Regions from separate parts of the Mus musculus genome. Here regions 1 and 2 are each linked to region 3. A link is a contact called in ENCODE Hi-C or POLR2A ChIA-PET data. All regions are on one chromosome and are shown on one strand. The core of a region is the stretch at or near the end of the contact, and the rest is flanking DNA. Distances in the headings are between cores, read along the strand shown. Region 1 holds the start of 2310015A16Rik (a long non-coding RNA gene). Region 2 has its middle 4.6 kb from the start of Gm41566. Region 3 overlaps Hsf2bp (heat shock transcription factor 2 binding protein).

Region 1 (3,369 bases), core at 100-2,599, 70 kb after region 3:
AGGGCTTCCTCTGGTCTCTTCAAACACATAGGCTGGAACACATAAGTGTGTGCACGAACCACACACATGTAACCCCCCCCCCCCAAGAAAGAAGGTTAAAAATCAATTCCTGAAGACAAAGTGAGAGCAGGTGTGCCTGGGTCCTCAGCTCCTCTGACGCTTGGCCCAGGCATCCCTCAGAAAGGTTCCCAGTTCTGTCAGGCAGCATGCCCTGGAAATCCAGCCGGATGGAGGCACAGTGATGGGGACCGTGCAGATCTCCTGAGCAAGATCTGAGGCTGGCTTGAGTCCAACCTCTGCCTGTGATTGGTTGGGCCAGCAGCAGCCAGGCCTGCTTTTGTTATAGAGCCACTAGGCTTAGTTGGCCACACCAGGCTGCAAAGTCTGACCTAGGCACCCCTCCGGAGGCCTCCTTAGGTCAAATTTAATTTGAACCAATCTAGTCCAGAGGCAGATCACCACCAATCTATCTGTCTGGGGAGATGATATTTTAAATTTGGATCATTAAGGACTTCTGTAACTTCGGGAGAATGTCAACACACATCACTTGAGCCCCAGGGATACCTCAAGCCAGGCAGCCAGGCAGGAAGGCTTAAAAATACGCGTGGGAATGAGCAAGGGGCAGCAAACACCGGAGCTTCAGAACCCGTGTGAGGTGACGCAGCTCAGCTTCCTGGGCTAATTACATCTGTGGGTGTTTCTGCCGGTCCAGGCTGTTCCAGATGCTGGAAGAGTTCAGAAGAGCTGCTCGCCGGCAGTGATCACGGTAGAAAGGATTTAGTGAAAATCAAGGCAATCACCAGCCCAGGCAGCTGTGTGTCCCTTAGTTCTGTATAAGGCGTCACCCAAGCGACAGAAAGATAAAGGGACGTGCCAAACAGCCCCACTGCACGTTGCCCAACATATTACCCATCCATTAATCTTGTCTCCTCTGGGCCCCATGGCACGAGGTAGGGATCTTGTCTCTCTCTATTGAAGGGAGAGCAGGCTGCAGTCAAGATGAGGAATCTTCCTTGTGGACAGGATGCTGTCGGGGCTTCTCTCAGGTCTTTGCTACTCTGCGGGGTTGGGGACAATGACATCTCTACTATAGCGAAGGGTGTAGCCGAGCCCGGTACTGACCCTCTGTCAGCTTACCAGCACAGTGCTCACAGATGTAGTCCTGAAAGGCCCAGCCCACAGAGGGAGGGTTGGGCCATGGCGCTGAGGCTCCAGGGCAGAGATGCCAGCTGCGGGCAATGGCGTCAGACAGCTCTGCCTGCACAAACAGAGACCCACCGGGGTTCCGAGACGGAATGTTCCCGCCGCGGCCAGGATGCTGGGTGCGGCTGCCCTGCTCAGCTGCTTTTTTTGTTTATTTATTTGTTTAAGTTTTTCTTCTTTGAGTACAGACTTGACACGGAGGGAAGGGTGTTCTCAGGCTGCCAGCCACGGCCTAGGTAAACGCTTCAGAGCCTACCTGCCCTTCTGCCTGAATTTGTTTTGGAGAATCACTCGCTTGTCGTGTGTGTGTGTGTGTGTGTGTGTGTGTGTGTGTGTGTGTGTGTGTGTAAGCAAGCGTGCATGCACGCACACGAGCTCAGCATGTAGTAGCCAGAGGCTGATGCCGAGGGTGTCGTCTTCCTTGATGGCTTTTCCACATTGTTTTGCACAGGGTCTGCAGCTAGACCTTCAGCCTGCTGCTCTGGCAGCCAGGCCCGGTTCTGTAAATGTTGGGGATCCGAACTCAGGGCCGCATACTTGTGCGGCAATTGTCTGACTCACGGAGCGGTCTCCTCAGCCCTCGGTTCTGTTAAGTGACTTTACTGGCTACAGCTAATCCCTGTTCCTGCCCGGGCCCCTGGCAACCACCAATGTTGTTTCCTTAGACTGGCCTGCTCTGATATTCAGGGACAGTGGCCTCCACGCATGGTTCCTCCCATGGAGTGGTATATCCTGGGGACTTGACGGACCTGTACAGGAGGCGTTGCTTCATTCCTGTGTGACTGGTATCACCACTGTTTGAATGAACCAATGGTGTTTCTCCATTCAGCAGGCAATGCTCACTTGGATGCTCCTGCTTTCTGGTCATTGTGAATGAAGCTGTTGCATCTTTCCTTTGCTTCCTTCCTTCCTTCCTTCCTTCCTTCCTTCCTTTGCTTGCTTCCTTTCTTTTTATTTATTTATTTATTTTTTGATCTTTGGTTTTTAAGACAGGGTCTCTGTGTAACAGTTCTGGCTGTCCTGAGATTTACTGACTAGACCAGGCTGGCCTCCAACTCACATGGATCTGCCTGACTCTGCCTCCTGTGTGCTGGGACTAAAGGCGTGGCCGCCACGCCCAACTCTAGGCCATTTTTGAGCTTCTCTTTAAGCAGGCATGCTTTCCTTCCTCTTAGGTAGATGCTGGGAACGGATGACTTTAAGTGAAAGTATATTTCGGGAGGTACACCAGGTGTGCCCAGGGTACAAGATTTAAAAGGGCCAGGTGTGGTGGCGCACACTTTTAATCCGAGCACTTGGGAGGCAGAGGCAGGCGGATCTCTGTGAGTTTCAGACCAACCTGGGCTACAGAGTGAGTTCCAGACCTGAAAAGCAAGATAGTGTCTAAAATAAACAAATAAACAAACAAACAAATAAATAAATACAACAGCAATAACAATCCCCACTCCCTCCACACACACAACAAGGCAAAAACTATCTATTAGCAAAAAGGCACTGAGCCTCATAAAAGATGCCTGAATTTGGGTTATAGAAAGTAGAGTTAGGTCAGAATTAGAGTCTTTGGAATTAACCCCACGAAGCTCATGGAAATTGAAAAGGAGAGTTCAGGCAGAGTGAGTCAGGCTGGAATCTGCTCAGCCCCAGGGAAGGTGGAGGAGAGACCCTGGAGGGACGGGGGAGGTAGAGTCAGTCACTGACCCAGGGCTGTCTGCTCTGTTTCAGAGTCTCGCTTGCTTAGTGATGGTGCCAGTGTCTGCAAGCATTAGCAGTGTTGTGGCTGTGTGAACATCATCACAGCATGCACTGTGGTTTCAGGCCACTGGGGACACAGACACAATTGTAAACACAGCTCATTTTAAGCACAATATGAACGTTACCACATGGCTCAAGCATTAACTCACACCAATGACAGTTTCAGCTCATCACGGGCAAATCTCACCCTGTTATATCCCCTCGAGTCTTTGGGAATTTTCTTGGGAATGCCCCCTCCACACACACAAACACACACTTTGAGACAAGAGCTTCCCATGTAGCCCAGGCTAGCCTTGGGCTTGTCATTTTCCTCAACTTCTTGAATGGTGGGATTATAGAGGTTCACTATCGTGATTGGCTGTACCTCACTCTTTTTGGGGGGGGGCGTCAAGACAAGGTTTCTCTGTATAACAC
Region 2 (3,483 bases), core at 838-3,337, 89 kb after region 3:
CCACACTCAGGACACTGACTGCACTCCTGTCCTGTTGTCCAATGTGTTCCTCTGTCCCCAAGTTGGATTAATCCAGAAGCTTAATTTTATTCCAGTATGGCCATGATACTAATGATGAGAACAGTGATGGTGATGATGATGATGTAATGATGATGATATAATGATGGTGATGTAATGATGGTGATGTAATGGTGGTGACGATGGTGATGATGGTAGTGATGGGGATGATGATGGTGGTGGTGGGAATGGGAATAATGATGCTGATGGTGATTGTAGTGCTAGCTATGGTGGGTGATAGTGATCATGTCATGGTGATAGAGATGATGGTAGGGATGATTCCCTCACAGATGGTGTGGTTTTCCATTAGGAGCAAATCATCTTTGGTTGATTTAAATGGGTGGCTCCTTGTGAGGGTCCAGGATCACTGCTGTAGATGTTGTCATTGTCCTCCTGCAGGCCAGTGTAGTTGCCCTTGGGGACAATCACCTGGTTCCATGTTTTACTGATTGCTTATTTGCTTTGTTTGGTTGGTTGGTTTAGTTTTTCTGAGACAGGGTCTCTCCGTGTAGCTCTGGCTATCATGGAGCTCACTCTGTAGACCACGTTGGCCTTAAACTCACAAAGATCCCCCTATCTCTGCCTTCCAAGGGCTTGGATTGAAGGTCTGCACTACCACACTTGGCTGACTGTTTACTTGTTTTAAAGTTGTGTGTGTGTGTGTGTCTGCCAAAAGAGGGCATCCCTTGGAGCTAGAGTTATAGGTGTTTGCTATCTCTCATATATATGTTCCTTCCTTCCTTCCTTCCTTCCTTCCTTCCTTCCTTCCTTTCTTCCTTCTCTCTTCCTTCCTTTTCTTTCTTTCTTTCTTTCTTTCTTTCTTTCTTTCTTTCTTTCTTTCTTTCTTTCTTTCTTCCTTCCTTCCTTCCTTCCTTCCTTCCTTTCTTTCTTTCTTTTTTGTTTTTTTACATTCTGTCTCTAGTTTCCCCCCTCCGCCCAGTCCCCCCCCCCCAGTCTCTCTCCTGCTCCCAACAATGCACTCCTCCTCCCTCTCTGGAAAAGGGTAGGCCTCCCTTGGATATTGATCAACCCTGGCATATCAAGTGCCTAGTCTTAACTGAAACTTAGGTTTTGTTTCTTTGTATTTTAATGGCCGACATAGGATTCCGTTCTGCCTACTGCAAGAGGTGTCCCTGCTGCTGGAGAGCAACAGAAGAAGTCACAGAGGCTAGTTTTTACCAGGGTGGGGGTAGGGTGGCTTCTAGGGTTACATGCCACTCCTGTGTCCCCTGTCACTAAGAAATTTTCAAATGGCTGGTTGGGAGGACATCAAAGCATAACCTGAGGGCAGGGCCTCGGTGGGTTCTCAGCTGGCCCTTCACCAGCAACAGGCCAGGCCTGTCTACAAGGGACAACAAGCAGGTTCATTTCACTGAGTCCAAGAGGACCATAAACCTTGCTGGGGAGGAGCATGCCTGTGGCATCCTTCCCTCCAGTGGTCCAGGAGGAAGTGTGGCCGATGTCCTGAGATGCCCCTGAGTTTCTTCCTCTCGATACTTAGAAAAGCACCAGCTCCCCACTGACTTGGCTCATGGGGGACCTGACTGCTTGTTTCCTATAAAGTCCATTCTTTTCAATGCTGTCTGAGAGAAGCCAGTGAAATGAATTATGAGAGAAATGGATTTAGGGATGTGTGCATGTTGTGTTTGTGTTTCTGTCTGTCTGTCTGTCTAGAAAAATGAGTTACTAAGAAAGACGAGGCTTGAGCGTGCAATGGAGGCCGTTACCCCAGTTATCAAGGGGAGCAGCTCATCACTGTTCACTCACGCTGTAGGCACCTCTGACTCCCGACATGTCTGCAGGACATAGTGTCACCACCATGGACAGGTCACAGCCTTTGCCACCTAGGGCAGGAGCTCTGGTGGGCAGATGTAGTGGATGCCTCACCTCAACCATAGATCTCCTGGCCTTAGCCAGCTGGCAGTCCCCTGTGGTGGCATCCACTAAGAATGCCAGCGCCACAGCATGATGGGAGGGCTGGCCGGGGAGCCTTAGTCATCAGCGCGCTAGTGAATCATGTTCTGGCACCTCCAGGCTAAGTGGTGATCTGTCAAGGCAGCTGGAGACAGGCCCCAGCTGGCAGGCTGCCCCAGGCACAGCCTGGAGTCAGGGAGGCGAGGAGGCCCCAGGGGTGCCTCCGGATAAGGCCAAGAGATGGTCAGGTTTCAGGGTCGTCCTGAGAGCCCAGAGCGCTGTTGTTAATCCAGACTCTGATGAGAGAAAGCGTCCCACATCTGCAGGGCACACAGGACAGGACTCCGAAAGCTGCCCACACCCCACAGAGCTGTTTAAAGGGGAAAAAGTCCTTGTCCTTGGCCTGATGTTGAGTCTCCTCTTCTAACCCCCCCTCCTCCTCCCTCTCCTCCTCCCTCCTCCATCTCCTCTTCCTTTCTCCTCCTCCTTCTCCTCCTCCTCTTTCTTCTCTTCCTTCCTCTCCTCTTCCCTCTCCTCCTCTCTCTTCCCCCTCCTCCCTCTCTTCCTCCCTCTCCTCCTCCCTCCTCCATCTCCTCTTCCTTCCTCCTCCTCCTTCTCCTCCTCCTCTTTCTTCTCTTCCTTCCTCTCCTCTTCTCTCTCCTCCTCACTCTCCTTCTCCCTCTCCTTCTCCCCCCCCTCCCCCCCCACTCTTCCTATTTTCTTTTTGTTTCATTGGAAAATGAAAGACTATATTTTCTTAGAGCAGTTTTAGTTTTACAGAAAAATTGACAAAAGTACAAAAAAGACTCACATGACCCCTCCAGCTCCCTCCCCATGGGGACTCCCTATGATGCTGTCTTGTATTGGAAGGGGACACAGGCACATGGATGAGTTGGATATTCTAGGCATTTAGAGAAATGTAGAGCTGTGAGTGTCCCAGGTGACAGTGTCTGCAGAGTCCCCGCTCCTCCTGGCTCAGCTTTCTTCCTCTCTCCACTCATGTCTCCTCACCACCCACCCCTGCCCTGCATCCCAGACAACCACTGACAGTTTACTGTCTGCCTGATCTGCCTTTTCCAGATGGCCTGTGGTTACAATCTCATAGTGTACAGCCTGCCTGGCTCTTTTCAAATGACAGTGTGCGGAATCCTAAAGACATTCGGGGTGTGTCAGCATCTCTGCTTCTCTGGAGTTTTATTCTCTAGAGCGGGAGTGTATACAGCCAGTCTTGTTTTCTCTTTGGCTTCCTTGACTCCATCTGAGAGCCCAAGGCTGGGCCACTGTGACTCCTGAGACTGCAAGGAGACAAAGGAGACTGCCTCAGAAAGCTGTTTAGATAGGCAAGGAAAGGGAGCAAGGCTCCAGCCCTCAGCTCCTCCAGGCTCTCAGTTCCTCTATCTAGGCTGTGTTGTGTTAGTGAGCTCACAAATGTGTGCAATGCACATGTGCCAACTGAGTGTGTTGTTAGGAGTGTTTCAAATGTGAGTAAGGATGTGTCTTAGGTGCACATAT
Region 3 (3,600 bases), core at 102-2,601:
ACCTAGGGTTCCAGGCATGCTCTGCAAGTCTGCTCCTGAGCCGCTTCCCTAGCCCTGCCCTGAAGTTTAGAAAGCTGAGAATATGTTTTATCATGAAGTGGGGGAACAGGAGCGTGTTGGCTGCCTGGGAAACTGATGCTTGTGCTCAGGACCCGACCTTCTGACCTCAGGCCAGGAAAGAATTTGAAGACTGGCTGCCTGTGCTCTTCTGTCAGTAGGGGATCTGCTTTGTGAGATGTATTCAGTTTTGCTCAGAAATCTCTAGTACTGTTAGAAAGCTCTGAAGCCAGGAGCTTGCTGCCTCTCAGAAATCAGTTTCTGCTTTATCACATAACCCCTGTCATGGAGCTTGATGTCTTTAAAGAGCACAGCCTTAGGCTTACTACATGGAGGTGGCAATCGAAGCTTTCTTACTGGTAAAACGATCTAATGTGTTGAATTCACTTCTCGGATCTGTACAGTGGGAGTCCACCTCAGGCTCTTAGACCTAATACAGTAGGTGTCAGCTCTAGTCTTTATTTCTGATCTAAGGATCTTGTACTTCAAGGGAAGCTTGTTTCCCTTTTTCTTTGCTTGACCTAAGCAGTTGCTTCTGAGTTTTCAAACCCTGTGCTTCCGAGACCAGAACCAGTGGTTGCTGTGCCTATCTCTGGTAAGCTCATCTCATTCCTTCTAAACTTTGCTAGACTTCATTTTCTTTCATTTGTTCATCTACATGGCTGCCTTTTTCCCAGGCTGGGTCCAGATTCTTCACATTCCTCTTCAGCCGCAGAACTGGCACAGAACTCTAGCAAATAGCTGATGAGGACAATGTGTATTGGGGTGGTGACCACATGTTATGCAACCGCTAATGCAGACTAGTGTTAGAATCCCACTGTGGCCGTGGTGCTGCATTCCCTGGATAGACTACGGATGTGCGCGTGGCATTCACACCCATCTTACAACTACTTGGCTTCTCGAGTGATCTGAAGAATGCAAGCTTTACTACCTGTGTCTTCAGCTCAGACTTCCTCCAGAGCTCTAGACTCAGAGCCAGCTCTGTTTGATGAATCCACAGGCACACTGAATAGACGTTCCCATCCAATGTTTACACCAGACTCCCAGTCTTTTCCACACCAGCCCTAACCACAGTCTGCCTAGTCTCAGTGAATCAAAACTTTCCTTCCCAACTTATCAGCCTGTTTAGGCCCCCTCCCCCAGCAACTCTTGATTTCTTTTTATCGGTCACACCAAGATCTAGTCTGTTTGGAGGACTGCTGACTGAGCTTTCAAACATACCTAGCATAGCAGCCGCCCTGTCCTCCCTGTTCTGAGCCACCGTCATCTCATCCCTGCAGGTCCTGTGGCCAGCTTTCAGGACTTGAGTTGGGAGCCAGGAGTAGGAGGGAACAGAGCACTGGCCAGCTTTCTTCCTTGAACCAAGAGCTGAGAGAGAAAAATTTTGTTAAAAATGCTTCTTTGAACTAAAATTGTACTTAAAGAATAAAGCTCAAACAGGACAGAGACTAGCTGAGAGCTGCTTGTTTTGCAGTCTGGTTTTGCTTTCAGCTCGTGATCTGCCTCAGTTTACTGTGTGCTGGGGTTAGAGCTGTGTCAGTTTAACGGAACTTCTTTATCACGCCTGACCTTCAGAATCTGCCGCCCAACGCTTAGAGGACAGGGGATACAGCCTAAGTTTGAATGTCAGTACTAACCTAATAAAGAACTCCTGAAAGTACTTAGTGGAGATGTCCCCTACCTCTGATCATCAGGAAAATGTATTTCTGTGACCTGTGAGTGGAATGAGGAAAAGTCTCCTTGAAAAATGAATAGCCAAGCTGACTCTCCCTGGCTGAGCCCGGTGCTGTTACTCTGTATGTCACCTTGACTGTGCCACTATGTCCACACAGTTGTTAGACATTCTCACACACTTGGGAGGATGTTTGGAGATGACATTAACTTTGCGGTTAGTAGACGGACTGGTGCAGTGAGCTCTGCCCAGTCAGATGGAGGCCTGAGCAGGTCACAAAGACTGGCTGCTTGCGCTGCATTATGGCCCTTTCCTGCCTCACTAGAAATGCTTGTGCTAGGCTGCGAGTCTGACGGCTTCTGACCCGGAGCGGTGTGTTGTTTCTCCTGGGTCTCCATTTGCTGACTGTGATTTGGTGCTGAGCAGTCTTCATTACCGTTCTTTAGAGTTAATTTTGCTAACTTTCGCTGTTCGTTTGCTAATCCAGCCACTCATCCATCCTCACATCTTCTTGGCTGCTTTTCTCTGGAGAACAATTGAGAAAAAAAAGTTTCAGAAGAACTTCTTACTTCAGTTAAGTCCTTAATGAATTCTTAAAATATCCGTCCAGGATTAAAAAAAATTGTTTATTTGAGATGATAATAAAATTACATAATTTCCTCCCTCCCTTTCTTTCATCTTAATCCTTTCCATTTATCCCTCCCGTTCTCTTTCAAATTCAAGGCCTCTTTAAAAAAATTAGTAGTTGTTATGTACATTTATGTGTATATATATTCCTAAACACATAAGCACAACCTGCTCAGGCTGTGCAATGTTAGCTCGTTCTTAGGACTGGCGGCTTGGCTTTGACCAGTGGGTCCAGTCTCCTGGGGAAGACTGCTTTCTCTAACCGTATCAGTCCTTCCTTGCTGGTAGGGAGTTGCTTTGTGGTGTTGAAGCCTCTTCGGTTTCCCCTATCCACTTGGCATTTCTATCATATCTGTTGTTCCTTGTTCAGCTCATATTTAAGCAGTCATGTTGGTGAGACTTTATGGGTGTAGCTTCTGGCACTCCTATGAGACATAATCTTGTACCAAACTTTCCAATCTTCTTGCTCTTACAATCTCCAATATCCTCTTCTGACTTCTGCATGCACTACACACATGTGGTGTACACACACACTTACATGCATACACACATGCACATATAAAATAAAAATAAACACTTATTTAAAAAGTAAACCACCCATTAACCCATGAAGCAGGTGAATAAAAGGTAAAAGCCTTAAAAGAAATATCATGGGATGGTAGTTGTCCCTCAGAACAATAGTGTGATTTCTTATCAGGAGAAAAGCTAACTGCCAGCTTTGATCTCTATACTCTCTTTCCCTCTTGTGTTAGTTACCTTTCTTGTTATCACAGAATGCCTGATATAAATGACCTAAAGTGAAGGAAGACTTTTCAAGCTCATAGTTTAGACTTTTTAGTTCTTCCTGACAGGGAGGGGTAGCATACTAGCTCCCATAATACCAGACAGGAAGCAGGGAGAAGAAGGGACCAGGGTTTGGACATGTCTGTCAAAGACATGCTCACAGTGATCAACTTGTTCCAGCTAGGCCCTAATTCTTAAAATTCTTGTTGCTCCTCTACCCGTCCTACAAAAGCCACCGTCTGGGAACACATAAGCTTGCAAGGGATTCAGATCGTAGCACCTACCAAATATCTTTCAAGAACATTTTAGATAAAACAACCTTCAGCCTGGTGGCCATACGCCATTGGGAACAATGGACAGTGCTCAGGGATGTGCTTTGGGGTATGTGTGGTCTTGGACAGGAGGTATGAGACACACACAGGACAGTGATCGGATACAGTGGCAAGTGTTATGCTTGAACG

The links. Hi-C counts contacts between places; a loop is a spot of excess contacts on that map. ChIA-PET counts read pairs that join two places held with the same protein, here RNA polymerase II (POLR2A).
Region 1: POLR2A ChIA-PET joins it to region 3 with 10 read pairs in Patski. The contact joins the promoter of 2310015A16Rik here to the enhancer-like site in region 3. POLR2A ChIA-PET finds 5 or more read pairs at or near these places in 3 of 5 experiments (Patski and embryonic stem cell).
Region 2: POLR2A ChIA-PET joins it to region 3 with 34 read pairs in Patski. The contact joins two enhancer-like sites. A Hi-C loop is called at or near these places in 1 of 37 maps with a recorded cell type or tissue (T-helper 2 cell). POLR2A ChIA-PET finds 5 or more read pairs at or near these places in 1 of 5 experiments (Patski).

Annotation. Positions count from the first base shown.
Region 1 is chr17:31,910,424-31,913,792 of GRCm38, reverse strand. 2310015A16Rik (a long non-coding RNA gene) reads left to right here and starts at 1,349. Exons shown (of 3, transcript XR_876746.3): 1 at 1,349-1,439. Gm30571 (a long non-coding RNA gene) reads right to left here and starts at 1,328. Exons shown (of 2, transcript XR_385538.3): 1 at 1,138-1,328; 2 at 1-1,058.
Region 2 is chr17:31,891,605-31,895,087 of GRCm38, reverse strand. No RefSeq gene overlaps it. Among named protein-coding and RNA genes, the nearest start is that of Gm41566, 4.6 kb to the left of the region's middle. Within about 2 kb of position 2,087, at least 2 of the 3 ENCODE cell types and tissues checked have a DNase peak (open chromatin) inside an H3K27ac peak, as active enhancers do.
Region 3 is chr17:31,980,247-31,983,846 of GRCm38, reverse strand. The region is part of intron 7 of Hsf2bp (heat shock transcription factor 2 binding protein); the gene reads left to right. Among named protein-coding and RNA genes, the nearest start is that of Hsf2bp, 52 kb to the left of the region's middle. Within about 2 kb of position 1,351, at least 1 of the 3 ENCODE cell types and tissues checked has a DNase peak (open chromatin) inside an H3K27ac peak, as active enhancers do.